Regions from separate parts of the Homo sapiens genome. Here all the other regions are linked to region 4. Evidence: chromatin loops called from intact Hi-C (ENCODE). Cell type or tissue: mammary epithelial cell. All regions are shown on one strand.

Region 1 (5,000 bases), 430 kb after region 4:
TTCCTGCAACATAGTCACAAATGCCAACAAGCATCTTACTGCTGTAGCCATGTGCTCTGGTTGCTAATCATATAAAGTAGTGCATTTGAGAACCCATCCTATCCTTGGTCTGAACATTTGTCTCCATCCAAAATTGACAGATTAAAATCCTCAACACCAAGGTGATGATACCAGGAGGCGGAGCCTTCGGAAGGTGACTTGGTCTTGAGGGTAGAGGCCACACGCATGGGATGAGTGCCCTCATAAGAGGGGCCTAAGGGAGCTTGTTTGTCCCTTCTGACATGTGAAGTTACAGTGAGAAGATAGGGTCTATGAGGAAACAGGCCATCATTTGACACTGAACCTTGCTCTCTGGACTGTGAGAAATGTGTTTTGTTTTGTTTTTTTTTGTCAGCTACCTGATATGGTATTCTGTTATGGCAGCTCAGACACAGTCCTGCGTCTTTAGAACTCAGGGTACACTGTGTGCTCCGTCAATGCTCATGACCATTTGGTACTCACGCTGGAGTGTGGGGGTTCGGAATGAACACTGAGACCAGCCATGCAGCATCTGTCCTCTCTTTCTGTGAAAAGTGCCATTCTGTATGTGACATGGACCCCTAGCTTTAGACCCTACAGATCACAGTGCAGTGTCTTTCACAGAGTGAGTGTGCTGGGTACTAGTGATACTAAGCTGGGTGATAAACCCTGCTAGAGAGGTGCGGCCTGCATGGAGTGGAGAGTGTGTGACAAGGTGAAGCAGCCCAGACAGAAGTGCCAGCACCACCATCCACTAATTGGGTGACCTCAGCCATGCACCCGAGCTCTGGGCCTCATCTTTCCCATCTATAACATGTGGGCATGTACCTTTGTTTTGGCAAATAAATGACAATATATGCTTTTAGAAACTGGTGGCTACTAATCTTATGTAAAGAATGTGTGTATTTATCTTGCCAAATAAATATATGGTTGCTCTTCAATTTCGGATCATGACAAGTCGATATCATAACGAATTTGTTGTATTTCTTGGTCAGGGAAGAAGGAGAGAGAAAAAAACCAGTGCCTAGTGATGACGCCAAGTCAAGGTAAAACCTGGCCAAGGGTGGACCTGGCTCCAGTGTCTCTTCCAGTTCTCCTTCACCCTGGGGATTACTCATTTATCTCTATGAATGCAGATTTATGGACCTATAAATGAATATATGTGTTAGGGCCACCATTGCTTGTTGTAACTCCACAAAGCATGTTGACCACAAAACCTATTGAGGGCCATAGGGGCCCAGCCTGCAACGCAGCCCATCTGCTCCCTGCATCCTCATCCACCGCCTTCCTTACCACCGCCCACCCACATGCCAGCACTGCCGCGCGGCCTCTGCTCCGGCCGTCCCTTGGCCTACACTGCCTTTTCCTAATCTTTCCCAAGTTGACTCCTAACACCTTTTAAGACTGCCTAGAATCACCGGGAAGGCTTCGCTGGCCCACCCCTGCCCGCCCAGCTTCCCCAGGCTGGGGGAAGTCCTTCTTCTGGGGGCTTCCGTGTGCACCTCTGTGCCTCCACGTCCCTCCTCACACGGTGACTTTCCGATGATGCGCCTGCCTCCCCTGTCCATGGATAATGAATTCACCCAGGACAGGGCTTTGTCTTTTTCATTCCTGAATCCGAAGCTTACCTGCTACTAGAGAATTTGTGAATTTCCGTTGAACACGTGGAAGACCTAGGAAGCTGTGGGGGAGAAAGAATGAATGACTTTCTTCAAGGCCTCCTGGCAAAGCAGCAGTGCAGCGGGAACCGGAGCCGGAGGACGCTGGCTCCTCACCTAGAGCCCTCCCTTGGGTCAGGGTGGCTCTTCTCTCCCATACCTAGCGTCCGGCGCTTGGCTTTGTTTCCCGGAGTGGGTGGCACTGTTTGGCCGCCACAGGCACAGCATCGCCCCTAGGCATCGCCCTCCGCACCCGGGGATGCGGCGTCCCCAGCCTTGCCTTTCTTGATGGCTAAAGCAACAGCGCCACCTTCCGGCCTCAAGGCCACCGGGCGTGGCCGGACTTGGGAGACCTTGGGCGCCCTCTTGTGGAATTTCAGAAGTTGGGCTGCGAAAATGACTCCGTTATCCCCAGCTGACCATGAGGCCCGCTGGGCACTTCCACCTCTGAGGTTTGAGTGGTTCAGTGGGCCTGTGCAGGGAAACCCAGCCTAGAAAGCAAGCCTTTATAGCTACCTTGGTGTAGAAGATCAGAGGCATATGAGGTGAGAAACAGGTGACATGTCACGCTCCCTGGAGACAAAATGTCCAGAAAGCTCCTCTAGGCAGCAAATAAAGAAGTTATGAAAAGGAACCGTGGAGAAAAAAGAGGTGAAGGGAAAAGAAAGGGAATGTTATTCTGACCCACATGCCTCACCGCCAGGGCTGAAGTCACTACTAACAAGGCCATTTAGGAAGAGCAGGCTGGAGTTGACAGCCTTTCCCCAGGAGTCCTCTGGTTTCCAGGTCCCCCGGTTTGAAGCACTCAGGAACACACTCAGCCCCTGAATCTTCACTCAGTTCCGTGGTGTTACTGGCAATCGTTGGATATCCCTGGCTGGGGCTCAGCCTCAGCTCCGGTGTCAGCTACATAAGAATCTCAGCATCTTGGGAACGTGAGCTCAACTTGAAATACACTTCCCTGAAAGGATTACTTTGTTTTGGGACAAGGCTCATATCAATCTGTCCTGCCAAGAGATTACTGCTGTTAAACTGTTGGTTTTCACTGCTGTCAAACATAATCTTACAAGGAGAGAGAGGGGCAATCACCCTCAACACCCAGCTGCAAGAGAAGACTTTTGACTGGGCAGGACTTTTCCTGGCACTCTCTGGAGAATAAAAAAGGAATATGTAGAATGGCTGTTGTGTGATTAATGCTTACACCCACAGTGCGGCTGAGCCATTCCCAGGGGTGCACTGAGTGGGATCCCTCTACATGCAACGACCCTGCTGGCATTTCACAGGTGCCTGTGGAGAAGGCCCATTGAAGACCTGGGGCTGAAAGTGCAGCTCAACTTTGCACATATGCTTGGATTTCCTCTCTATTCCAAGGCAGACAGTCCTCAGGGTTTGGCCTAACACACAAAGGATGGGAAGAATAAAGAAACGATGTTCCAACAGTATTTCTGCAGATCTAAGCTACTGAAGGGATGCTGGACCAACCACGATAGATGCTTCCTTTTCCGCAGTGCCTCGAAAAACACTTAGGAGTGTGAAGGAGTGAAATTTTATGCTATTGGCCTTGTTCTCATTTACTTTTGATTATTATAAAATTATTCTAACGCAAAACCCATAAAAAATTGGTAACTCAGAATCTCGCCAGATGAACTGTTACATCGGACTACGCTCTAGGAAGAAGTATTAAAAATCAAAGATATTAACTTTCCAAGTGTTCATTTCCATCTGTTTTCCCTCTCTGGGACTCAGTTTCCTACTCTGTACAATTGGGACGGTGACCTACTTTCAAGGACCTTTATAGTTCAAACGCTCTTCGGTTCTGTGAAAAGAAGCCTTACATCATCCCATGGTGGGCTGCATGTCACATTATCACACAGAGTGGTCCTTGCTTTACAGAAAAATATTCATTTGCTCATTCATTCACCTATCCACTCATTCCACAAACAGTGAGCACCTACGATATTCCTCACACTGCTAAAGGCAGAGCTGTAGGGTGAGCTGTGAATAAAGCAAGGTCCTGGCCCTCATGGGGCTTGCATTCTTATGGGAACCACACACAGTGAAAGATTTAAACATATATAGTGTAACCTGAAGTGATGTAAGCCAGGCACAGAAAGACAAATACCACATGGTCTCACTTACATGTGAACTCTAAAGAGCTGAATTCATAGAAACACTGAATAAAATAGTGGCTAACAGGCTGAAGGGTTGGAGGATTGGGGAGATGTTGGTCAAAGGACACAAAATTTCAGTTAGGAGGAAGAAGTTCAAAGATCTATTGTATAACATGGTGATTACAGTTAACAACATATTGTATATTTGAAAATTGCTCAGAGTATATTTTAAGTGTTCTCACCACAAAAAATCATATGTGAGATAAGACATATTTTAAATAGCTTGATTTAGTCATTCCACAATGTAAACATATATCAAAATGTTATGCTGTACCCAATAAATCTATATAATTTTGTCAATTAAAACAAATATAGTGTAATGTAATATAGTATAATAATAGAATATAAATCAATAGTAAGTGCTATGAAGAAAAATCAGCAGGATAGGGATTATGGGATAAGGAATGTTATTTTTTAGACAGGGTGGTCAGGAAAGCCTGAGAAGGTGGCATTTGTGCAGAGACAGTGGAGTAGGGGAGTGAACCATGCCGGGTAGAGGAAAGAGCAAATGAGAAGGCCTCATATTCAGGCATGTGCTTGGTGTGTAAGGGCACTGGTAGACCAGGGGAACGAGGCTGTATTCCTGGATGTGGTCTTAGGTTTTGATTCTAAGATGGCTTTAGAGTTTAAGAGCATTCTCAAGAGTCAGTGTTGTGTGCAAGGCTCACTGCTAGGCCCTGGGAGTACCCAGAGATAAAACACTAGTCTAGTGCTAGAGGACACTCCTAAGGGACATGCACTCATCTACACAAGAGAAGGTACTGACGGTGGAAGGACGCATGTGCCAAGCATCCAATGCGTGGCGCAGACACTAGTTCTGAAGGAGCTCCAGAGATGGGGACTCGGGCACTGAGAGATGCCTGGGCGAGCAAGGGGAGTTTAATGTGGACCTGGAGGAAAGGACCAGGCAAACTGAGAGGCAGACTGTTCAGGCAAGGAAGGAGTGAGCAGAGGGAGTCGGCAGAAGTGGGCATGGCCTAATTGGCAATGGCTTGGTTGGAACAAAAGCATCTCACAGCAGAGCCATGGGAAATAAGAGGTGTGAGGAAGCTAACCCAGGAGGAAGGAAGTGGCCTGATTCCTCGAGGCTGGATAAGAAGGCGCTCCTCTGAATTCAAATGAGACTCCATGATCAACATGGTCAGGACTTTGA
Region 2 (5,000 bases), 100 kb after region 4:
ACCATTTGAGCAACAACTGCAACAATAGCAACAATTCTTCATGGCATGGGCGTCAGACCGGTTGACTTTGGAATCTAGGTGTCCATTTTGTTAGAATTGAATGTGCACTGGGTTTGGGGTGGGTGTGAGGGAGGCTGTATTTATTTTTGAACTTCTTTCGCCCATAATGAAAACCAGCTGCCTCTCCAACAAGTGCATTACTCTTCCCATAGAAAGCCTCATGGACAGACTGAAGCTACAGGGGTGGCAAGTCACATAGATGGATGTTTCTAATTTGATCTAGTGAGCTTCACCCTCTATCTCTCGGTCCTCCAGTCCTTGCTCGTGGGTTGATGGACACCTTGTCTCCTTCCATACTTGTGGAACCTAGGGGTACTTTTAGTTAGTGGAGGAGAAATGTGTCTCTTCTCCCCACTGATTCGCCAGGGTGGACATGGAGGGGACCTCCCCACCCTGGGAAAGGTGGCCCCATTCAGCTTGAGTCTGGAGTGAGACCAAACTTTCCTGCCTGCTGCATACAACTTCAACTCCAAGTCCAAGCTGGGCCCGTTATTTTGGCTGCTTGGAGAACATTCCTTCCCATGTGCTGATGCATCAGGGTATCTCCAGCTTCCTTTTCTCTGGAGGGGTGGCACTGAGTTAAAATCCTTCCCTAGGTGCATGGGCAGACGAGTAGGAGGGCTGAGGTGCAGGAAACGCAGCCGAGTGGAGAGCAGGACGGCAGACAGTGCTGTGCTGGCCACCTCTGTGGGTCTGGCCACAGGAGAATGCACAAGAATGATTTACTAGGTGCTTCCTCACCTCTCATGGGTGGTGCCGGGAGATGATGGAATGCGCTTTTTTCCCCGTAAGAGAATGCTTTTGGCAGAGACATTTCCCAGTTATTAAAAAACGGGGCAATGAGGTGAGCTATAAATGCAAACCTCCATATAGGAAAATCCAGAAGAAATGAGTAAGGACGAGGTGATGCAGTGGAGATTGTGGGGAGAGAGAAAAGATTAAAAACAGGCGAAGAGAAGAACAATGAAGCTGTGTTGAGACTGAATGGGAGAGAGCGGGAGTTCTGTAAAGGCAAGAAAAACATCAGCAATGGAGTCAAGGAAAGCTCAGCGGTGACTTTGCTCCTTGCCCGCAGTGTAGAAGCAGATAGAAGGCTGGGGAGGGGTTGACTAGGCAGGTTGAATTTGTAGGTCAGTGGAAGAAACAGCAAGAATGAGAAAAAGGAGCTCGGGGTGCTTAGGTCATTGGACACCCTTGAAGCTGTGGGTAATGTGCACTGCGGAAAGATTTGGGCGAATTTCCACAGAACCAATTCTGAGAACACGATATGGTGTGTCTTGACTCTTTATGGGGGGACGTGCCTTGTAGGACCAGAGAAATGCGCACAGCTTAGCCTTTACAGCTATATCCAGTTTCCACGGAGTTCTCGTTCTTTCCTGGTTCCCATAACGCTTGTCTGTGTTCAAATATATTTACCTCTTGATACTCTATTCAGCATAGTGAATTGTTCCTGTTATTCGCTGAGTTCTTTTTAGTGTATTTTCTCATTCTTTACAAGTCTGAGATTCTTAGGGACAAGGAGAGTGTCTTGTATTTCTTTTGTGTTATTCACAGTCTTGCAGAGTGGTGAGGAAAGGGTAGGTGTAGACAGCGTGAAATTAAATCGGACCTAAAGCTGCCTCCTACGTATTTCAGGTTTGGCCTGAAGGTTTCTGCACACCCAGCCAACTGCCACCTAACAGGATGCGTAAACAGACTGTAACCTCCTAGTAACAAGTCACTGAGTCTCAGCCAGTCACAGGCGGTAACTGTTCAAACCCTGCTCAAATCAGGCAAACACTGAACTGTAACCAGTCTGGCTGTTTCTGCACCCCACTTCCATTTTCTGTCCATCACCTTCTGTTTCCTATCTGTAAATGTTATCTGACCCTGTGGCAGCCCTGCGGTTGCTCTGAACCTGTTCTGGTTCTGGGGGCTGCCTGATTTGTGAACTGTTCTTTGCTCAGTTGAACTCTTAAATTTGACTTGTCTAAAGTTTTTCTTTTAACAATGGACAGTGCTGAAATGAGGACTCTGTAGGAGAAAACCAGCCAGCCAGGCTGCCCCTTCCCACCTCTCACTTCCTTCCCACATTTATTGAATGCTTACTGTGTGCGATGCCCTGTTCTAGGCCCTGGACACGAGCAGTCAACAGACAGATGAGCTCTGGTGAAGCTTCCGTGTCAGTGGGAGAGAAAGGCAGGACAGCAGAAGGAGTGCACGCACAAACGCTCCAAGCAGGGATCAGTGCTATCAGGGTGAGAAGGGGAGAGAGGGCCAAGGGGCTGCAGGAGAGGGTGTGTGACTGCAGTTTACACAGGGTACAGGGAATGTCCTTTTTCTTTCCAATGTCAGTGACACTTGCTTAGAGACCTGAATGAAACAGGAGGCTCTTTGGTGGAGAAGCCATGCTCACGGGAGCAGGGAGGTGCTGAGGAGAAAGGTGCCAGTGTGCTCAGAGGACAAGGAGGAGGCTGTGGGCTGGAGCGGAGTCAGGAGGGGTGGATGAGATCAGAGAGGGAACAGGGGCTGGACCACCGCAGTTCTTGTAGTCACAGCAAGTGAGGATATAGGATCCTTTTCTGGGTGAGGTAGAAGCTTCGGGGTGGAGGAGGGACTGAGACCACTGGGGCTGAAAGAGTTGAGAGGCAGGAATGGGTGGTGGCTTGGGCCAGGTGGGCGTGACTGAAATGAAAGAAGTGGTTGGATTCTGGATCTTTTTGGAAGATGGAGCTGACAACATTCGCCCATCTGAGGAATGAAAGAAGGAGGGGAGTTGAGGATGACTCAGGGTTTTTGGCTTTGTCAGAAGATGTGTTTAGCTTGAGCTTTGGGACTGGACAAGTTGTTGAGCAAAGGAAGCACTGGAATGAGCCTACACCTTGATTTCCTCAGTGACTTGCTGGAATGGTGTGTACATGCATGGTTGTTGCCAAACTCTGCCTCAGGTCAGATGAGGATGCTGAGGTAACAGGCTCAGAGGAGTTATTCACTCCACAAATGTGTATAGAGTATCCGTTACAGCAGGATTCTAGATGATATTTTAGGTTGTTTTGCCTCCTTTATCCAGGCAGAGTCTGCTATTGTTTTGGGACCAGAACTCATTCTGAGTAAAAGAAAAAAAAAGTCTAATCCAATTCCACTTCATTGTTGCTGCAGGGTGGTCAGGGCAGTTTATTTTATTTTGAGTTCCAGGGTACATGTGCAGGATGTACAAGTTTGTTACACAGGTAAACGTGTGTCATGGTGGTTTGCGGCACCTATCAACCCATCACCTAAGTATTAAGTCCCGCATGGGCATGCATTAGCTATTTTTCCTGAGGCTCTCTCTCCCCTGTCCTCCTGCCATCTCCGCAACAGGCCCCAGAGTGTGTTGTTTCCCTCCCTGTGTCCATGTGTTCTCATTGTTCAGCTCCCACTTATGAGTGAGAATGTGTGGTGTTTAGTTTTCTGTTCCTGCTTTAGTTTGCTGAGGATAATGGCTTCCAGCTCCATCCATATCCCTGCAAAAGACATGATCTCATTCATTTTTATGGCTGCATGGTATTCCATGGTGTATATGTGCCACATTGTCTTCATCCAGTCTATCATTGATGGGCATTTGGGTTGATTCCATGTCTTTGCTATTGTGAATAATGCTGCAATGAATATATCTGTGCATGTATCTTTATAGTAGAATAAGTTATATTCCTTTGGGTATATACCCAGTAATGGGATTGCTGGGTCAGATGGTATTTCTGGTTCTAGGTTTTTGCGGAATCGCCACACTGTCTTCTACAATGGTTGAACTAATTTACATTCCCACCAACCATGTAAAAGCGTTCCTATCTCTCCTCAGCCTCGCCACCATCTGCTATTTCTTGACTTTTTAATAATTGCCTTTCTGACTGGTGTGGGATGGCATCTCACTGTGGTTTTGATTTGCGCTTCTGTAATGATCAGTGATGTTGAGGTTTTTTCATATGTTTGTTGGTCACATAAATGTCTGTTTTTGAGGAGTCTCTATTCATGTCCTTTGTCCACTCTTTAATGAGGTTGTTTGGTTTTTTTCTTGTAAATTTGTTTAAGTTCCTTGTAGACTCTGGATGTTAGGCCTTTGTCAGATGGACAGGTTGCAAAACAGGTTGCAAACATTTTCTCCCATTCTATAGGTTGTCTATTTGCTCTGACGATAGTTTTTTTTTTTTTTTTTTTTGAGACGAAGTCTCACTCTGTCGCCCAGGCTGGAGTGCAGTGGCATGATCTCGGCTCACTGCAATCTCCACCTCCCGGGCTCAAGCAATTCTCCTGCCTCAGCTTCCCAAGTAGCTGGGATTACAGGCATGCACCATCACACTTGGCTAATTTTTATATTTTTAGTAGAGACAGGGTTTCACCATGTTGGCCAGGCTGCTCTCGAACTCCTGGCCTCAGGTGATTCACCCACCTCAGCCTCCCAAAGTGCTGGGATTACAGGTGTGAGCCACTGAACCCGGCCTGATGATAGTTTCTTTTGCTGTGCAGAAGCTTCTCTTTAGTTTAATTAGATCCCATTTGTCAATTTTGGCTTTTGTTGCCATTGCTTTTGACATTTTTGTCGTGAAATCTTTGCTGGTGCCTACGTCCTGAACGATAGTGCTGAGATTTTCTTCTAGGGGTTTTTATAGTTTTGTGTTTTACATTTAAGTCTTTAATCCATCTTGAGTTAATTTTTGTCAAAAATATAAGGAAGGGGTCCAGTTTCAATATTCTGCATATGACTAGCCAGTTCTCCCAGCATCATTTATTAAACAGGGCATCCTTTCCCCATTGCTTGTTTTTGTCAGGTTTGTTGAAGGTCAGATGGTTGTAGATGTGCAGTCTTATTTCTGAGTTCTCTATTCCATTCCATTGGTCTATGTGTCTGTTTTTGTACAAGTACCATGCTGTTTTGGTTACTGTAGCCTTGTAGTATAGCTTGAAGCTGGGTAGCGTGATTCCTC
Region 3 (5,000 bases), 150 kb after region 4:
ATTTGGGGGGCACCTGCTATGAGCCAAGTACTTTTTATGTCCTCCAACACCCCTTCAAAGTGCTTATTTTTATCCCCATATTCAAATGAGGAAGCAGAGGCCACATGGCAAATATATGGAGGAGCTGGGACGAGATGTTTAAGATTGTTTGCAAAATGCAGCATCCTTCCACCATCCCAGTTCCCATGGCTTTCAAGAGTTTATTTCCAGGGTCTCTGAACAATGAAGCAGCCTCCTCACATCTTCGCTCTGACTACCAAAACTTTTAATAGAAACCTGGTAATTCCCAGCAACCACGGGCTCAAAGGCAATAATCTGTTCACTAGGCCCCTTCCCCTAATATTTCTTAAGCCACCAAAAAATCTGGTGAAGATCTCCAAAGATTTTCATGATAGAAACATGTCCTGGGCAAGCCTAAGAGTTACAGCTACAGCCTTGGGTCCAGGTGCCAAGGTCAGCCTTGCAAAGTTCTAGTCCTGGCTTCAGCTGAGATCTTTGGGCCTCCTTCCCTCTCCGAGAGGCCCTCCAACAGTTGGAGACACGAGGACTTCCGCCTCCCACTCTCCTCTGCCTTCTCTTCTGTTTGCCCAGTGAGATCTGCTTCCACTGCCAAGTCCCCATGTGGCTTGTGGCTCACACTTTCCTAGGAAGGGAATGGGAACCGAGGCCTCAAGCTCTGACGGCTGGGCCAGGTGGCTGAGTCTCCTTTGCCATGTTCAGGCAGCTGGCTGGCTTCTTTTCATGCACACTCAGTGGTCACCTGAGAAGGAAGTAGAAGTGTATTTGATGTCTTCATAGAAATTCATTGTCCCCTGTGCTGGGGTGTGGGGGTGGGTCATGCTGGTCATGCTGGCAGAGGGTGGAAGTGTTCCAGCAGAGCTCCAAGCAGATGGCAGCATTGAGGGGACACCTGATGTGGCTCAATGCCAGCCTGCAGGGCACTGGAGCCACAGCAAAATGATCCCGGCACCGGGGATGGGTCCTTGATTCCTGTCTTGGTTCTGTCATTGCCTGGCTGCGTGATTTTAAGCTAAGATATTGTCTTAGTCCATTCAGGCTGCTATAACAAAATGCCTTAGACTGGATGACTTATGAACAAAGACATTTATTTCTTACAGTTCTAGAGGGTGGGAAGTCCAAGCTCAGGTGCCAGCGGGTTGGGTGTGTGGTGGAGATTTGCTTTCTGCTTCACAGTCAGTGCCTTCTCTCTGGCTCCCTGGCTCATATATGGAGCCCTCTAGCTATGTCCTCAGATGATGGAAGCAGCACTTTGGGGTCTCTTTTATAAAGCACTAATCCCATTAATGAGGGCATCACCCTCAAAACCTAATCACCTCCCAAAGGCTCTACATTCTAATACTATCCCATTGGGGATTAAGTTTCAACATATAAATTTTGGGGGGTACAAAAACATTCAGACCATAACAACTATGAATTAAGGTCTTTTCCTCTCACTGCTCAACAGTTTTCTTTAAAAAAGGTCTTTAAAATGCCCTTCTAGACTTACTTACACATAAGTTTTTAAAAAATTGTACATGCCTAAGAAAGGAAACTTTGAGTAAAATAGATTGAATAAAGTATTCCTAAAACTTTCTCACATTTGGAGTCCCACTTTTCTGAATTACTTTTTGGCTTAGTCATTAAAAACCATATTTTCTCTACAATGTCATCCTGGGTGCTAGGTAAGTCTGTGATGACATGTTGATGGGGGTCACAGGAAGGGAGGGACCCAGAAATGCCCAAGGCCTGCCTCACTAATCACATTCCCACCAAGCCTTCTAAGATTCCCGAGGCAGGACCCACTTAAGGAGCAGTAGTTGGATAGGAGTAGAAGCATCACTTGCCTGTCAGCACTGATAACTCTGATCAAAATACTTAGAGGCCTTGTCTTGGGAGGCCAAAATGAAGATTTCTACTTGGGCTTTAAATCTCAATTCAGGACTACCCTGTTCCCACAGGGTGTCGGGTATTAATGTGGGAACCTGGGGTATCTAAAAGGTAGCACTGTCTGTCCTATGCCATGAGATGTTGCCCTACCAGAGCATGAAATCTTGGTTTTCTGGTTTCTTCATCAAAGGGTTAGCTCAGAGCACCATAGATAGCCACAGGCTATGGGACCAGATCCATTCTCTGGACTGGCATGGGTGCCGATTGCTGAGCCAGGGACAACAGCTTGAGTCTCAATTAGGGGGCTGGGTCAGACAGCCAAAAGGAGATGCCTGAAAGGGAGTCAGTGATTCAGTCGAGTTCCATTGTTTTCTGGAAGAGGAAGGCTGAGCAGCATTAATGGCCACATTCATTCTGCAGACAAAAGAACATTTGGTGAGATGATTCACCCCCTTCCCAGCCACGCCTCCCTTTATCACTTCACAGGATGCTGTACAGACAGAAGGTATTTAAACCTGCTGGCTTGGGCCCAGTTTCCCATCCCACTCTAGATACTCAGTGCTCTCTTTCCTTTTCATCGTGGGGACCAGGCAGGGAAGTGGGAATAGGCAGGTATTAGTCCTGGGAAGTAATCTTTCCCCCTAAATCAAGAAAGGATTCAAACTTCATATTCCTACGTGGCCTTGAGGAACCTTGGCTATCATTTCTTGCTAAGTTCCCAGGAATAGCTGAGAAACTACTTAAGACAAGCTTAGGGTGATCCTAGCCATCTGTACTTATCCAAACAAATGAAATGAATTAGGACACCCTGTGAGGCCAAAAAGATATGAATATGGCTGTATTTCAAGGTGGCTATCACCATGGGCTCTGGAGCCACAGAGATCTGAGTCTGACGCCCGGCTGTGCTACTTATTCTGTGATTCTGGGCTCTGAGCCCTCTTTAAACCTCAGTTCCCATCTCTAGAAGGGGACAATAACAGTGCCTACCTCCCATGAGGGTTAACTGAAAGATGTGTGCATTGAAGTTCTCAGCCCAGTCTCCCAGACTGGAGTCCCTTAAGCACTCAATAGACGACAGCAGTTGTTATTCCCGAGGGTGGGAAAGGGTGAAGGCGGATGACTCAGCACACAATTAGGCATTTAGAGAAGAAATTCTTGTTTCATCCTATTGCCTTTTCCCCCATGGCACATTTTGCTAATGTCTTTAAAATCTTGACACAGTGTGGTGTCTTGCCTAAAATGATATAATAATGAAGCCACTGTTGGAATGTGGTGAGGGCTGGGGTGTGTGTGTGTGTGTGTGTGTGTGTGTGTGTGTGAATATGTGGTGCCAAATTGGAGAATAAGGATAAGTTTATTAATTCTTTGGTAATTGCAGGCAATAATTGCATTACTGTGACAGTCCTACCAGGAGATGAAATTTGCCACTGTGAGGATCTGTTTTTCTTCTATTTTCTGGATTAAGATGTCAATGTTTTTAAAGGTCTCAGGCATCTTCCCAGCCTTAACTGAAACCAGTAACTACAGAAATAATTATGTTTCTAGAAACACCAACAGGAACTCAATGCTGGTTTCTGTGTAAGAGCCTGTGATCTCGACTTGGTCTCTAGCCCATCTGTGAAGGGAAATATTCTAAAACTTTATTAAACTCCTGTCCTTAGGATGCTGGCATTGGAGTTGTGGCTAACAGTAGGTGGTGTTAAGTGTAAAGAATACAGTGAGAAGCCTTTCATGCCAAACAGCCCATCTTTTGTGGGTAAACAGTCTGCTCCTGAAGAATAATCCAGCTAGCTGAGATGAACTGGAAATTCACATCGCAGTCTTCATTACAGCTGAACTCCCAATTGCATTCCAGAGATGGCCTGGGCTGGGTGAGAGAGACTGATATTCCTTATCTGAAAGTTCCAACTTCCATTGCTGAGGCCCCAAGAATAAGAAAAAAGGCTTTGAAAAAATCTAAGGAAAACTGAAACGCCAAGAAGTTTTTATCAGAAAATCATTCTGATATCATTCTTTATCAGAAAACCACAGCTCTGGGAGGGACCTCAGAGATGAGCTAGTAACCTAGTTCAAAGCACTGATTTTACAGATGAGAAAGCTAAGAGGCAGAGAGGTGAGACGCTTAAGGTCAGTAGAGACTAGGACCCAGGTGTCCTACTGCTGGTCTGGTGCTCTTACCATCTGAAACCAGTCATCACCCGTGTGCGGGTTGCCTGCTGTGTACAAGGGTATTCCCACCTTACAGCATGAAGCTGACTATGTAGTTCGACAAGCAGGGCACATATACACCAAGTAATAACAATTGGAGTCACATGTGATGAGTACCATGCCTGTGATGGAGCTGAGGCAGAAGAAGGTGACATTTAATTTGCGATAGCTCAGACAAGCTTTACCGAGAGATAGGGTTTCAGGGGGTGTCAGGAAAGATGTTTGTGATTTGGGTGAGAGGAAAGAAAGTCCATCTAAATAAGAAAAACACATCTTCAGAAGAGCAAGGGTAGGAAAGTAAGAGGAATGTTTGTGAGCCAGTGACATTTTGGTAGAAGAGGTAATTTTTGGCCAGGCGCGGTGGCTCATGCTTGTAATCCCAGCACTTTGGGAGGCCGAGGAGGGCAGATCACAAGGTCAAGAGATGGAGACCATCTTGGCCAACATGGTGAAACCCCGTCTCTACTAAAAATACAAAAAATTAGCTGGGCATGGTGGTGTGCGCCTGTAATCCCAGATACTTGGGAGGCTGAGGCAGGAGAATTGCTTGAACCCAAGAGGCAGAGGTTGCAGTGAGCCAAGATTGGGCCACTGCTCTCCAGCCTGGGTGACAGAGCAAGACTCCATTTCAAAAAGAAAAGAATGTTAGAATTGGGAGAGACGTCACAGATCATCAAGCTCAATTTCCTCATTTTACTGTTGAGAATATTAGGTCCAGAAATTTCAGCTGGCTTGTCCAAGGTTTTATGACTAAGCATGGTAGGGTGGATTAGAACCGCTGCCCATGACCCCTCATCCAGATCCTTTTTCACTACATATGCTGACCTTAGGGGAAGTGATGACAGAGACAGAAAGATCACAGAGGACCTTGCATCAGATTCAAGATATTTGTACATTAAGCACTG
Region 4 (5,000 bases):
CCCAAAATGACATAACTAGTGATGAATTTTTTTCCCCAAAATACTATCGTATCCTCTACATGAAGATAAAAAAATTGTTTTGCTTTAGAACTTCATTTACAATTCGTACATTTTCAGTAAAGTTTAGTGTTTACTATGGGCCTGGGCATTGTTCTGAGCACTTTTTTTTTTTTTTGAGACAGAGTCTTGCTCTGTCGCCAGGCTGGAGTGCAATGGAGCCATCTCGGTTCACTGCAACCTCTGCCTCCTGGGTTCAAGTGATTCCCCTGCCTCAGCCTCCCGAGTAGCTGGGACTATAGGCGCATGCCACCATGCCCAGCTAATTTTTAGTAGAGACAGGGTTTTACCATGTTAGCCAGGATGGTCTCGATCTCTTGACTTCGTGATCTGCCCACCTCAGTCTCCCAAAGTGCTGGGGTTACAGGCGTGAGCCACCGTGCCTGGCCGCACTTATTTTAATTTAATTTCCATTCAATCCTCAGTAATAATAGCTTCCATCTTTTGAGTGCTTGCTGTGCACTAGGCACTGTGCTGAGCAGCTCACAACTCTTATCTCATTTAATCATCATGACAGTCCTCTGAAAAAGACACCTTACAGACAGGTAAAGAAATAGGCTGGAGAGGTTAGAGAACTTGCTTATGGTCACCTAGCTAATAAGCAGCAGAGACAGAATTCTTAACCAAGGTGGAAATCATAAACTGGAAATTGAATACGACAGTTTTCTGGTGAGATTGTGGTACACTGAATTAGTGTTCCTTTGAGCAGAACCAAGGATTACATCATGGTATTACAGAGCTGGAAGAGACTCCAGGTGTTCATTGGGCCTGTCGTTGGAGATTTCTTGGGAGAATGGCCCTCCTTTAAAAATCTCAAAGAAGGGAATAAACAGCTTCTCTCAAAAGCCTGCGCTAGCACTTAAATATAAACAGAGTTCTTTCCTTCTAAACAAAGTAATACCATTTGTGCTACAATTCACGTCCATTTTCTGTAAGTTTGGCTATTGTGCAATGGCTGTGACTCCACATTGCCTGTAATAAAGGATTTCCTTGTCCTCCTCTATCATATCACTGAGCACACATCCCAGGCAGGCAATGTCTGATTTTTGGCATCACTTTTGTGCTGACAGTCGCCTTGTATTCCCTTTGGCCTGCAGGTTTCTGTGACTGCCACCTGCATGTGTGGAAGCATGTCTGTGCTGCTTAATTCTTCCTTAGTCCTAGATAGTCTCTCTTTTTGGAACCTTTAAAGGTTTTCAGTATTTAGAAAATCTTTTTTTTTTTTTTTTTTTTGAGACAGAGTCTTACTCTGTCACCCAGGCTGGAGTGCAGTGGCATGGTCTTGGCTCACTGCAATCTCCGCCTCCCAGGTTCAAGCAATTCTCCTGCCTCAGCCTCCTGAGTAGCTGGGATTATAGGCACCCACCACTATGCCTGGCTAATTTTTGTAATTTTAGTTGAGATGGGGTTTCACCCTGTTGGCCAGGCTGGTCTTGAACTCCTGCCCTCCGCCTCCCAAAGTGCTAGGATTACAGATGTGAGCCACCACGCCTGGCTGGAAATCATTAAATCATATCCCTGAGGCCACTTTAAGTTCAATTCCCTGTAAAGAGCTAGCTACTCTGATTATTTTTCCTGCCTTCATCTGGTGTTCACAGTCTCAACAGGCATGCTCCCAATTCTGTGATCTATATCAGGGAAAACCAGATTTAGCAGAAACTTTACTGCGATATTGACATTGTATTGCTTGCTAATGAGGTTTTAATTGATTTTAATACACTGAGAAACAAATTCACAAACAGCCCTTTCTGTTCCTGCCATTTGTATTCTTAGTGACTAACTGCCAAGTATTGGGTTCCCAAAGTTGCAGAAGAGATGGTTCCTGTTCTCCCAAGATACAGTCTTGTGGAGGAGTCTAGCAAGAAACTCGTAAAAGGTTGCCCAAGACTCCATGTGGAATGCATCCATGATTACAATCTGTGCTTACTACAGTACCTGGCCAGTAAGAGTTACTTGCACATTTTAGTATTATAAGCAGTAACAGTTGCCACCATGAGAACCGAGACATAGGTCATGCCTGTCTCACCACATTATGGCCAGGAGGTGGCACTGTTGGAACTTGCGCTCTCGCTCGCTCTCGGTCGCTCGCTCTCGGTCTCTCGCTCGCTCTCTGTCTCGCAACTTTCTAAAAAATTAGGCATCACTGCCGTGTCATGCCAGTCTAAGGAAACAGTCCTTCAACATTGTTCAAAAAATCTCAGCACACAGCAATTCCTCATAGCCAATCACCGGAGCCAGCTGAAGGAGGCTCTGTCCTGTTCCTTTGTTTAGCGTGAGTCGTGCGTCTCTCCTTCCTATTTATTCTTGTTTCTTCACTTTGATTTCTGCTCTTCATGACACCAGTGCCTCTCAACTCTAATGATCTCACAGGCTGGGAGAGCTTGCAAAGCTGAGATGTCTCCAGGGCCGGGGTCAACCTTAATCATGAGGACGGCTTGGTTTCTGTACACCCCAATTAATTAATGCAAACATGTATTTCTCCCAAATCTTCACTATTGATTGTAACCAGCAGGTGGGAGTGTTGGCATATTTACCTTTTATGGGTCCTGGAAGGAGAGGGTCTGAAAACGCCCTCAACAATGCATCTCACTAGCCACTAACCACTTCGGAGTTTATATATACATGTAATATGTGTAAATGTATTATACAAACTTGCAAAACTACACTTATTTATCTTTGTTTTAGAAGGAAAGAAAAGGGAAATGCAGGAAAGGAGCCAGGATCTTCAGGATCTGGGGTGATTTCTCCGAGCAGATAAGCTGCTTATTGAAAGTCACTGTAGCAAGTCCCAATGTAAGTCCCATTGTAACAAGTCCCTTTTACAAGGAACTTGGAAAAACTACCCAGTTCTTATAAATGTGCTTACAGTGAGTTAGAGTTGAAGTGCTAAGAAGCGTGCCTGGCACACAGTAGGCATGTTTATTGTTTTCTATCATCATCATCCTATCCTCATCATATATATTCCCATCTGGCCTGGTGCAAAGTATTTAAAATGTATCTTGTCACCTTTCCCCTCATCCTCAGGGTCTCTCTTCTTTTAGAATCACCTAGGGCTCTCCTCTGACCTTCTGTTCTCATGAACAGGAGGGAAGCCAATAAGTCATGAACGCTTTGTTTTGGTAGCAAGTACTACTAGAAATGTTTGAATTTTAAGAGATCCGAGGAAAGGGAAGCAAAAGAAATAAATGACTAATAGTAGAATTTCAGACACTGTGGCTCCAGCATGAGGGAGCAATCTGGCTGGGGTCCAGTGACACATGCCAGGGCCCCTAAGTAACTATGCTACCCGTCCCTGCTTGCATCTCTGCAGAACTTTGCACAGGGAGATATTTTTCATTCCTGGAAGTGTTTAAGCAATGACACGGGTACCTGCAGGGTGATAAAAGAGAATACCAGGACTGGGCAGGAGATTATAGGTCCTTGAAGGACCCATCCCTTCTAATTTTAAAATGTTCTTTAAAATTAAAAAAAATTAAAACTTATCCTTGATTTAAAGAAAGGGTCTTACTGTGTTGCCCTGACTTGTCTTGCCCTCCTGGGCTCAAGTGATCCTCCTGCCTCAGCCTACAGACACTGGGAGTAGCTGGGACTACAGGCACGTGCCACCTTGCTGGGCCTAATCTTCAAATAGTCTTGAGTAGTGGAGGATTATTTGGATTCTGGATAAGAAACACAGAGTTTTGTTTTTGTTTTGACTTTTAGATATCTACCCCCATTGCAAATTGTGCAGCTGTCTGTTGATCCCACTTCCTGAGGTTACAGGAGTTCTTTCTTTTTGTCAGAGCATTCTCTCTGGCAGGCGCTCTGTCTGGAGTCTCCTCATGCTCACTGGCATTAGAGAACTTTAAAGAGAGACGTAGACAGTAGAGGGGAATGGAACCTAGGAGATCCCTGTCTCTAACCTTTTACTTTTCTGATGGGGAAATTGAGACCTTGTTGGTCAAATGTCATTTGACCAAAGTCACACAACTGGTTGGCAGGAGATTCAGGGCCAGAATGTAGGTTCTCAGCCACTGTTCTCTTTATGTCACTTCGAATGCCACTGTCTCCTGAAGAGCAGGATCTGGGCATGACATGACCAAGTCCCGGGGCTGTCTGGAGGCAGGGCTGACAGTTCAATCTGGGTCCATGGAGTGGGGTGGGATGTGCTGATACAGTTCGGCATCTTCCCTAACCCAATGGACCATGTTATATTCATTCAGACTGCTCTCTTTTAGGATGTTTGTTTTTTTCTTCACGAAAAGAGCCTTCTATTATGGAGGAATTCAAAATGTCTATAATTTGGCCATATTTAGTGACTTACAAAGGAGTGTTTTACCCTGTGTAAAACTATTTAAGAATGTGAAGGTATCCTCTGATTGCTTCAAAAGATGATGTTGAAAGTAAGAAGGGCTGAGGACTTAGGAAGAGAGTGAGGTTTAGAGCAGCCACATGGTGGGAGAGGAAGGGGGGAGGGGGATAGATGTAGCCTTGTGCACGTACATGGAAAAGCATTTTAATTAGCATTGAAGCTTCAAATGTTGAAAGCTTTTTTTCCACAGCTTGCCTTGTGTGTATGTATGGACACCAACTCACATCAAACCTGCCCACCCACCTACACACATGTGCACACACACGTATTTCGGTGGTGCTGGGAGAAGTGGTACACCTTTCTGTTTCTCCTCTTTCTCATTTTTCCGCTTTTGCTCCCATCTCTGGGCTCCCACCCTAGTCTTCTCTCTTCTCCTTGGACTTTACCAGATTTTCTTCTTTCCTCCTTTCCTTCCTCAGCTCCCCATTCTCTGTATCTTCACTTCCAGTAAGTAATTCCATTAACCTACTCTATGTCACAAATGGTGCTAGACACCAGAGGCAAAGAAATGCAAAAGATAGTTCCCGTGTTCTGATCACCTCTTTCATCATGACAGCTCTTTGTCTGGCAAAAGAGAAAGTTAAATAGCCAA
Region 5 (5,000 bases), 540 kb after region 4:
AGGTGCTAGCTCGCTGTCTGCCCAAACGGCTGCCCAGTTTCGTGCTTGAAACCCAGGGCCCTGGTATTGTAGGCACCTGAGGGAATCTCCTGGTCTGCAGGTTGCAAAGACCATTGGAAAAGTGTAGTGTCTGGGCTGGAATGCACTGTTCCTCACGGTACAGTCCCTCATGGCTTCCCTTGGCTAGGGGAGGCAGTTCCCTGACCCCTTGCACTTCCCGGGTGAGGTGACGCCCCACCCTGCTTTGGCTCTCTCTCTGTGGGCTGCACTCACTGTCTAACTAGTCCCAGTGAGAGAAGCCAGGTACCTCAGTTGGAAATGCAGAAATCACCCGCATTCTGCATTGACTGCACTGGGAGCTGCAGACCAGAGCTGTTCCTATTTGGCCATCTTGCCAGTCACTATCTAATTTTTCTCTTTATTATGGGTTATATTTTTCTGCTTCTATGCATGCCTGGTAATTTTTGACTAGATGTCAGACATTGTGAATTTTACAATGTTGGGTGTTTGATTTTTTTTTCCTATCAATATTCTTGAGTTTGTTCCGGGATGCATTTAAGTTATTTGGAAGCTATTTTTGATCTCCTCAGGTCTTACTTTTAAGCTCTGTTAAGCAGGACCAAAGAAACGTTTAATCTGAGACTTTTTTTTTTTTTAACCACCACTTAGGTAAAACCTTTCTGAGTACTCTACTCAGTGCACTGTGAATTATGAAATGTTTCACTATTCTGGGTAGAAACAGGCATTAGTCCCAGTCTTATGTGAACCACATGTTCTTTTCTTACTGATCTATTCTGTTGTTTTGTTTTTGGTCTTACATGCCTTCCTCACATACATGTGTTGACCATACTCAGTTGAATAATTTAGAGAAATCTTCTGCAGATATCTGGGTTTTTTGTTTCCTGTGCAACTCTCTCTTCTGGTATTCTGTTCTACTGAATTCTAACTGCCTTAATCTCCTTGGACTCCCATCTCCTTTATTCAGAGAGTGTTCTGGGCTCTGCTGGGGTTCCCCCTCCTTGTGCCATGCCCTGAAACTCTCTCCAGGCAGTAGGCTGGGCAATAACAGGATTAACTTTTTTAAATTTCTAATTTTTCAGCAATCACCGTTTCTTGATGTTTAAGGTCTAGTGTCTTCAGAACCATTGTATATTTGTTTTATATTTTAGGTATTTTAGGCGTGTGGTTGCATCCAGTTCCTGCTATTTTCTCTTGTCTTGATATATGTGTTTTGAGTGTTCTGGGATATTACTGAAAGTACAGAGCAGGACGCAACTGTGCCTGAAATGCACCATGTCTCAGGATCACTGGTCATGCTGTTCCCTCTGCTGATAACACTATTCCACATATGTTTCATCTAGCTAACTTCTATTAGTCCTCTAAGTCTCTGTCTACACATTACTTTGTTCAGAAACCTGTTCCATGAACATCTGTCCTCTTAAATTTCCTCTTTTAGATGATTCTATAATATTCTGTACTTCCCCTTTAGTCACACTTCTTTACAGTTATAATTTCCTTTATTTGTCTTTCTTCCCTGCAAAGTTATAAGCTCTATGAGGACAGAACCATCATTGTCTTATTCCCTATAGGATTATAGAAAGGTGTTTAATAAGTTTTTGTTGAATGAATAAATAAAAGATGATGACAGCAGTGTGTATAGCAGGGGCAATGGTGCCTGGTGGGTGGTGTGTACTCAGAATAACCATTAATTATTGCTGCTGTAAATCACATGGTAGCTGACTGGAATGACTATTTATCTACACACACACACACACACACACACACATATATATATATATATATATGCATATCTGACATATGTTCTAAAATTCCAGACATAATTCATGGTTGAAGACAGAGGAAACTCCATGTAAGAAGGGGTCCTTCGTAGACCGATTAGTAAGGCAGGGGCAGTCAGCAAAATCTGGATGATTATTGTCATGAGTTAACTGTCTTTATAGACTGGTGGTGCTTGGGGATGGTCAGTTTACAAATATTTTATTTATCATGATAGGTGTGTGTGTTTTGTGTATGCATGTGTGTGTGTATATATATATATGAAGTTATATAGGATAAATATGTATTTTTATTTGTTTGTTGCTTGTTTTACACCCCAAGACATACTTCCTAGGAAGTCAGGGAATGGCTTATTATGTTTTCTGCCCTCTTCCTGATTCTAGAGCAATCTTTTTCACATAGAGGCACTCAATGAATATTAGTTAAACATAGGAATAAGATACCTTTATGCTATTCTATTTTAATTCTGACTAAGTAGTATGATAAACTACTTCTTTTTTCCCTTTTTTTGTTTATTTTTAAAAACACAATTAAGTAGAAATCAAACTACAGTCTCTCTTTATTTTATCATGCCTATAGGGAGCCTGGCTGCAGAGATTAAAATGGCTTAACTAAGGCTCCAATGTCCACCTGGTGGCAGCTTAACTTAATCGCAGCCAAATTACCTCAGGAAATTAACAGCTTTCCAAAAGCTGATCTTGACAACTCAAACGTATAGAAGTCCCTGGGTACCTACGTGTCCACACAGCTCCTGTCTCTGGAGACAAGAGAAGCACCACGTTAAGCAGTGGGGAGACATCATTAAGGTTGTGATTAAGCTGTCTTGCTAGGCAAAAGATACCCTTCTGAGAGAAGGCCAAAGTTCTACCTGAAACATCACTACTTATTACAAATTCCTGGTAATTTTCCTTACCAAATAAAAATAGGAGGAGGAAGTAATACTGCCTCAACATGAATGTTGCCAGAATAAAGACTGGGATGTGCAGGGTTAGGTGTTATAGAAGCCATAAATAAACGTGGATTTATGTACTCCCGAAGGGTAGAGTTATGGGGACAGGCAGGGTCAAGGACAGTGTAGATTCCAAGTAAGAAAAGTTGAGAACGGATCCTGAAAGGCATCAGAGACATGGCTGAGCAGGAAAAGAAAGGCTCAGTATTTTGGGAAAGCATGTATAGCACTGGTGATGAGGGCAGAAAGAGTAGTTTCCAGGGTGATCTGACTGAGAACAATAGGACGGCATCTTTCCTCAGATCCACCTTAAATGAAAAGCTAAGCATATGCCAGCTTTCACTGCCTGAGTGTTGGTACCACCTGGCCCCTCTCTCCATGGCTCTCTTGGCTCATGGCAACAGACCGAGGTCCAGATGGGAAAGGCTAGACTCTATCTAGGTATGGGATTTGATGTGTCTATTAGAGCAAAGCAAGAAATAAAATTTCAGTGCCATACTTTAACCATTGTTGTTTTCAGGCTTCAGTGCACAAAACAAACCACTCAGGGTATCTTAAGCAGATAGGGACTTATTATGAAAAATTAGTTCCTCCAATATGATTGGACTTGCTGCAGAAATAGAGTCAAGGGTTGAAATCATCAAGTTCAAGCTGCAATCCAGGGAACAGAAAGCAACTGCGCTTGCCACAAATGCCTCTTGACACCCACGAAGCTGGGGACTGGACATGAGAATGACATATCGGGCCACTCTTGCTTCTTGATCCTCACATTTTCAGCACTTTACCTGCCAGCATGAACAGCAGCAGCAGGGAGATGGCCTCTGCTCACATCCATCTTCTAAGTGTCAATCAAGTGTATTCAATTGGCTGAGCCTAAACTGCAGGCAGAATCTGAGAGACTGGGAAACATGGGGTTTTGTTTTTGTTTTCAGTATTTCATTTCTCTCTAGAAGGGCTGGGACCAGAGTGAGGCAAAAGAGGGACCTAGGGCACACTCTTCTGGCTCCTAGTTTTCTTTGCTGATTCCTTTTCTTTTTCCTAACCTTTAAATATTATAATTCCTCTAAGCTCTATTATAATCCTCTTCTTGTATCACTCTACACACTCTCTCCCTGGTGACTTCACTCATTCCCATTCCAGATTACATCTTCAAGTCTGGTATCTTGTTCTGAATACCCAAGGATACTAATACTGTCAAGGGAATATGAACATATATTGGGGACTAGGGACTCACATGCTTGTTCTATATATATAAATTGCATAAGGATTAATAAGAAAGATGCACAGTATGATACTTATTTCAGAGGAATAATTAATGAAGTAGATCAAACAAGAATTTAAAATAAGCATATGAAGTGTTTTCAAAGATATAAAGAAAGATATTAGAAACATAAATCAGAAATAAGCAGTTATTAAGAAAAGCCAGAATGATATCAGTGAAAATGGTGAAGTAAGGAATAATAAAAGCTTATCTCTCCATAAAAGTGATGAAAAAGCTGGAAAAATGATCAGAATCAACTTTTTGAATCTCAGTAAAAACAGTGAGCTTTCTAACTTACCCTAGTATTCTAACTTACCCTAGTCTTATCTCCAGCTCCCTCATTCAGAGGCAGTCTTGAGAAATAACAGCTTTTATTTTCAGTACCAGATGGAGCAGAATAGAGCTGGAGCTTTTTCAAACACTCATACTCAAAGAAGAATCATTATCTGATCTGTCCAGTAGTTCCTTGGAAGATGCTACTTGTAAGACTTGTCCTTATCTGACCTCATTTGAACTTTCCCAGTGCTAAAAGCCTCTCCCAAAGGGGTGTTTGTCAGACAGCTTAAAATAATGGCTATCTGAAGGCGTGATAGCAGTTGTGGTAAATGACAGACTAATGAGAAAGCTAAATAGGAAAAGCTAAGGCATGAGATTCCATGAGCTTGGAAATCCTGTCATATATTTAAGTAATCTTAAATATATCATACATAGAGCCGTGTGCACACTCAGGAAAGATTGGAGAAATCTCTTAGCTCTCACCTTTGATTGACCTTGAACCTTTGAGTAAGCAGGAAGTGAAGGCTAAGGCAGAGTTGTAAGCTGTCTGGCTGGGTGTGAAAGTGTGCCCCAACTTGCACATAGAGCACATCAATGTGTTGACTGCCTCATCTTCATTTCATTAGCGATGGAGGAATTCAGACCTTAGAGTCATGTGACTGGCAGAACACACAGCACCAGACACTGGACAGATGAGCTTAGTGGTAGCTTATTAGT
Region 6 (5,000 bases), 470 kb after region 4:
GAGCCTCATGCTAAGAGAAGGTCAGCATTTGGCTTCCTCTTACTTTGGGATGTGCCAGGACGTCTCATAAGAGGGAGTTCAAAACAAGAGTAGCCAAAACCCAAGCACTACGTGTGTCTGCCTGGCTCAGAGAGAGTGTTTCTGGCCTACTTCAGGTTAACAAAGCTTACATCAGTTCCATAGTTAGAAAGTCAGCAGCTAAAAACTCCACCTGTGTACAAATCTTTCAGGAGATCAAATGGTGTGAGGATTACAAAGACTGGATTAGAAAAGCCAACTTGCAAATCCAAATTTCCCTCTATTCTTTACCATCCTGTGTCAGTAAGTATTTCAGCTGTGAATATTTATGCCCCTCTCAGAGAAAACAATCTTTATTTCAAGAGCACTGATCTGTTTTCTCCTTTTCTTTCCCACTGTTTATCATCACAGTGATGACATAATGTCAGTTGAGACAAATGTCCACCATAACCAAGTGAGAGGTGCAGGGCTGGAGGATATAACTGGGTGGAAAATTGAGAGGAGGAAGAGTTCAGCTAAGTATTTTAGGATCACACACAGTGTCTGCAACTCAGTACATTATGCCAGAAGTCTTACAGTCTTACTTTCAAATTGTAGACAACAAGGTAGTCAATAAAAGCTTTCTGATACTCTCAAGGCATTTTTCATCCCTGTAACCCCTGTAACAGAGAATCTATCTTCTCTTACGGCTGCAGATTCCCTGGACACTATTCAGCATCACATCCACCTTCTCTGCAACTTGAGATTCTGATGTGAGGGAGAATTCAGCAGTCTTACCTTTGAACTAGGGTCCCAAAGATAAGACGAAGAAACTTTTGCATGTTTTCGGTACATAGCCATTTCCACTGTTCTGTTAGTAGCAAGAGGAGCAGATCCAGGGCTGTGTCAGCTAACTCTGTCTCTGTTCCTGAGGGATAAAATGGCATCAGGAGTAACTCAGAAGAGACCCATACTTGAGGAACATCTTTCAAGGTACTGGTGGCACCTGTGTCTCTCTACCTTCATGCCAATCATCTGGTATTTTTGCAATCCCTCTACACTCAAATCAAAAGAGGTTTAACTCATATCTAGAAGGTTCAGTGACAGGCTCAGCATTTCTTTACAATTTTTATTAATGTTCCTGATATTGTAACCTAATAAATGTTTCTATGTTTTTAAAAGATATATATCTTCTAATTATATATATATCTGCTAAATATATATATGTGTGTATATATACATATATATATATATACACATACACACACACACACACACACACACACACACACACGCACTTATTTTGCCTACTTAGTTTCTATTTCTTCTGTATTTCCCCAGGATGCTGAATACTTTCTGTTCCAAAGAAAATCACAACTAGTGACTAAGTGTAACTGGCAAGGCCTCCTCTCTTTCCAACCTTGCATTCCACTCGCCCCCACAAAGCATTATGGAAACACCGTGGCAGAAGTGGGGAAAGAGTTGGCATTCACTTTCCTGAAAAACCTCCATTACACAGAGCTGTGGGGTTAGGATTCAGGAGGCTTCAGTCTGATTTTGAGATAACATGTGGTTCTAGGAAGAACACCACACCTCTGGTAAAATGCCATAACAATTACTACGTTCTTTCCTGTTTCAAAGACTGTAAGGGCCACAAATGAGCTTATACCCATGCTAAACTAAGGTTTCCTGAACAAATGTATTTTGTGGAAGGAAGCACGTGCTGTTTAAACCTGTCCTGGGGTTCCAATGTCACGTCTGATTTGCCTCCAAGTATGTGATGTTACAGAATGGATCTGAGATATCTGGTGCCACTGCTGTGATTAATATTATAAGTAATATCAACAATGACTTTGTTAGTGTAGGACAAACGGATACTCTCTGGATCACCTTGCCCAAGCTCTCCTTGAACATGAATGACTTCCGATTTGGACAGATCTACTAGAACTGAATCATACTTCCCTCTTAACCCTATATAATACATATTTTCTTTTCTGTTTGTATTGCAAGGATTGGGAGCTGATATGTTGTGTGATTTCTAATCATCTTCTCAAAGATGGAATATTGCATTCCTTGGGAGACAGCATCATCCTGAGCCTTAGTCCTCAATTGTATGATTCTCTCAGGTTTAGCATTTGCTTGGAGCTGCCACCATGTGGTAACAATTAGTTACAGCAGTGAAAAATAAGAAAGCAAACAAGGTACCACCAAGTCAGTTGCCTTAAAGAAAATGGTAGATTTTTTTTTGTTTTTTATAATCATATGAGCATTTTGAGTCTCTCAGAGATAGAAGAAGGGTTTCAGGCCTAAACCATCCCTCTAGAGATATGATGTTCAACATGTACAGGCTGGACTTTGCCTAGAATGATATTCTTACCACACTGACCCTGCCCCCCACCATCTTTACAGTCTCTTAGAGTTCTCTGATGCTTTCACTGTCATATCACTTCATTTAGTTAACTGTGAGATGTGTGAAGGGATGGGGCTGTCAACCCCATTTTTCACAGACTTAAATTGAGGCCCTCAGAAGAGATGTCAGGTGATTTGTTCATGGGCACCTCAGAAAGAATAGTGAAATCAGCTTTTTCCCCAGTTTTGAATCCAAGATTTTGTGATCTTTTATTCTCAACAGAGGGCTTTATCTTGATGGAACTGATATACTTATTTTAAGTTCTTGTTCAGTAACCATACTGATTAATATCTAGGGCTTTGAATTTTTCTTCTACAGAGTACACATCTGCTCTTCTTCTCCTGGAAGGCAAAATTGCTCTGCCTCCAATGCATATAAGGAGAAAGTAAAGCTTTCACCTCTTCTCCCTCCCTACTTTATGTTGGGTAACTAGGTGGTATCATCTGCCATGGCAGTAAATAAAGATAAAAAGAATAGATCTGGGGAAAAAAGACAATTTCCATCTTGAACACGTTACATTTCAGTTGCCCTGTGGTATATCCAAGTGAAGATATACAATATTCAATGTTTAAGGCATCACCACACACATGTTAGAGCTGAAGCCAACACTACAGCTGGAGTCACCCTGGAAGAGTGTGTAGAATAAGGACAGCGAGCCAAAAATCAAGCTCTGGCAGGTGGATCATGGAGCCAACAGAGTGGACTAAGAAGCCACGAAAAAGGCATGAAGGAAACCAGGAAACTGAGACACTAAGGGAAGAAAGTTTCTAAGAAATGCAAGAGTCTGATATGCCAAAGCATGCCAAAAATAAGTTTAATGAGTTATCAATATTATCAGCATGATCTCATCCTGCTGGATTAGAACTTCCTGTGTTTGTGCCCTGTTCTGCTGCTTGATTCCGCTGTGGCAACTATGTACTACTCATCTCTGTGCCCCAACACAGCACCTCCAACACTGGAGTTCAACACATGGCATGCTCAGCTGAATGGAACAGAAATCAAAGTTACAAACTCCAACTACCCCAAGTACCAAGTGGATGCCACCCTGGCTCCCTTCTCCATGGGAGCAGAGACCTCGCCACTCACCTGGATCGCTGTTGCTGGGGTCTTGGGCTGGCACGGCTGCATCTGACACGCAACTGTCCACACGTCCTTTGGGAGGTTGTTCAGGATCTTTTTCTGGGGCTTTTGTTGGCTGCATTTCCAGTAACTTTGTCTGTTTTTCAATAAAAGATTCCATCGCAGACATGGATAGAGTCTCAGACTCCTAAGAAATAGTCAGTGGCATATCACATATGGAATGCTGACAGTAGGGGAGCAAATGCAGCACTCTAGGTTTCCCTGCCTCTCCCCTGCATAAGTACCTTGGGTATAAAACCCAACTGATGCTATGACTCCTTTAGGAAAGATTTTATTTTTTACCGAAGTTGCAAGTAAAACAGGCCTGCCCTGGGATTATCATTTCTGCACCCATTTTTGGTCATCCATTTTTTTTTCCAGGAACTAGCTTTCTTTCTTATCTTGTCATCCATTATCCGAAACCCACCATGGTTGAGAAGCCAACCTGCCAACCCAGAACTGGTAGGAATTCCAAACCACTTAGAGAAAATACTTTTAGCATAAAAGCTGGAGATCCAAACGTTGATTAAGTCATTTAGCAGGACATTTCTGACTTCAGAGAATATCTCAACTACCTGTAACTGCAGGACCAACATCTCAGATATTTTTGCCTCACATTCTCTGGGTTTTGGTTCTTACCACATTGCCTTCCTGGAGACAATAAAGAATCTTGTCTTGTGCTTCAGTCACACTTAGTGCTGGAGAAATTTTACTGGATGAGAACCTCAGCCTAGACCTGGTACAGAAACAAAGAGCAGAAACAGGTTGTAATTTATGGCCTTGAGCCTCACACTAAGGGCTGGCAAGTACTGATAATAAAACACAACAAGAATATCCATACTTATTCTGGGGAGCTTACTGTGGTCAGAGCTGCCAGGAAAGACTCGGCCCTGCAATCCCCCAAACAATGTATATTCTGGCAATTCTTGATAGATAATGTTAACGCATACACTAAGCTATGTCTACAGTGCACTTGTGAAATGGTTTCTGCTAAGTAAAACTGGCATCAGTGTGTATTATGGTTATATTCCCACAGGATAGATTAGCTAACACATAATAGGCACTCATTAAAAATTTGCTGAAGATTAAACAGACAGGTGGCATAGAGCAAGTTTTCATTATTGCTATTCATGGTGTATCCTTTTTGGACATCCATTTTTTCCCCTTGTGTTCCAAATAAAACCAGAAAAGGAACTGCAAGTGATAACATCAATGTTTCAAGGGACAGAGACTCATAAGCAGAGGTATCATGGTCATCCCTCAATATATGGGCCCAGTTAAGAAAAGGTTAGGTACTGTGAGTCTGTTATTGCTGGCCCATGAAACATAAGCACAGAGACAGAGACACACACACATACACACATGCTCTCTCTTTTTTCATAAGGACCCAGATATAGATGAAATTTCCAGTAAGGGTACATGTGGTGCCCTTGCTTGCCACATGTTGGCTTTGAATGCTGCCAGGGAACAGCTA

The links. Peaks named below come from ENCODE experiments on the same cell type or tissue, not always from the same donor. Only the 100,000 strongest peaks of a DNase experiment are listed, where the experiment ranks them.
Region 1: it touches region 4 in a loop (14-fold over the local background); 110 of 110 quality-filtered maps call a loop at or near these places.
Region 2: a loop joins it to region 4, with 2.2 times the contacts of the local background. A loop is called at or near these places in 9 of 110 quality-filtered maps.
Region 3: a loop joins it to region 4, with 4 times the contacts of the local background. A loop is called at or near these places in 7 of 110 quality-filtered maps.
Region 5: a loop joins it to region 4, with 7 times the contacts of the local background. A loop is called at or near these places in 3 of 110 quality-filtered maps.
Region 6: a loop joins it to region 4, with 7 times the contacts of the local background. A loop is called at or near these places in 78 of 110 quality-filtered maps.

The regions. Positions count from the first base shown.
Region 1 is chr11:130,860,130-130,865,129 of GRCh38, forward strand. It overlaps LINC02551 (long intergenic non-protein coding RNA 2551), which reads right to left and starts at 1,981. Exons shown (of 6, transcript NR_125383.1): 1 at 1,837-1,981; 2 at 1,647-1,699. RefSeq lists enhancers at 1,342-1,842, 1,843-2,343. In mammary epithelial cell, a CTCF peak has its summit at 2,008 (motif pointing left); a DNase peak (open chromatin) is centred at 1,992.
Region 2 is chr11:130,533,937-130,538,936 of GRCh38, forward strand. It overlaps LOC105369574 (a long non-coding RNA gene), which reads left to right. Exons shown (of 5, transcript XR_007062953.1): 5 at 1-16. Among named protein-coding and RNA genes, the nearest start is that of ADAMTS15, 88 kb to the left of the region's middle. RefSeq lists a silencer at 2,824-3,024. In mammary epithelial cell, no CTCF peak of the experiment used is centred here; a DNase peak (open chromatin) is centred at 2,925.
Region 3 is chr11:130,578,298-130,583,297 of GRCh38, forward strand. No RefSeq gene overlaps it. Among named protein-coding and RNA genes, the nearest start is that of MIR8052, 86 kb to the right of the region's middle. In mammary epithelial cell, no CTCF peak of the experiment used is centred here; DNase peaks (open chromatin) are centred at 2,304, 3,034 and 3,494; H3K27ac peaks cover 3,093 bases.
Region 4 is chr11:130,432,558-130,437,557 of GRCh38, forward strand. No RefSeq gene overlaps it. Among named protein-coding and RNA genes, the nearest start is that of ADAMTS8, 6.4 kb to the left of the region's middle. In mammary epithelial cell, CTCF peaks have their summits at 2,099 (motif pointing right) and 2,570 (motif pointing right); DNase peaks (open chromatin) are centred at 2,094 and 2,564; H3K4me3 peaks cover 504 bases; H3K27ac peaks cover 897 bases.
Region 5 is chr11:130,977,149-130,982,148 of GRCh38, forward strand. No RefSeq gene overlaps it. Among named protein-coding and RNA genes, the nearest start is that of SNX19, 63 kb to the left of the region's middle. In mammary epithelial cell, a CTCF peak has its summit at 2,440 (motif pointing right); no DNase peak of the experiment used is centred here.
Region 6 is chr11:130,902,460-130,907,459 of GRCh38, forward strand. It overlaps SNX19 (sorting nexin 19), which reads right to left. Exons shown (of 11, transcript NM_014758.3): 6 at 4,166-4,262; 7 at 3,494-3,674; 8 at 796-925. Among named protein-coding and RNA genes, the nearest start is that of SNX19, 12 kb to the right of the region's middle. In mammary epithelial cell, a CTCF peak has its summit at 2,144 (motif pointing left); no DNase peak of the experiment used is centred here.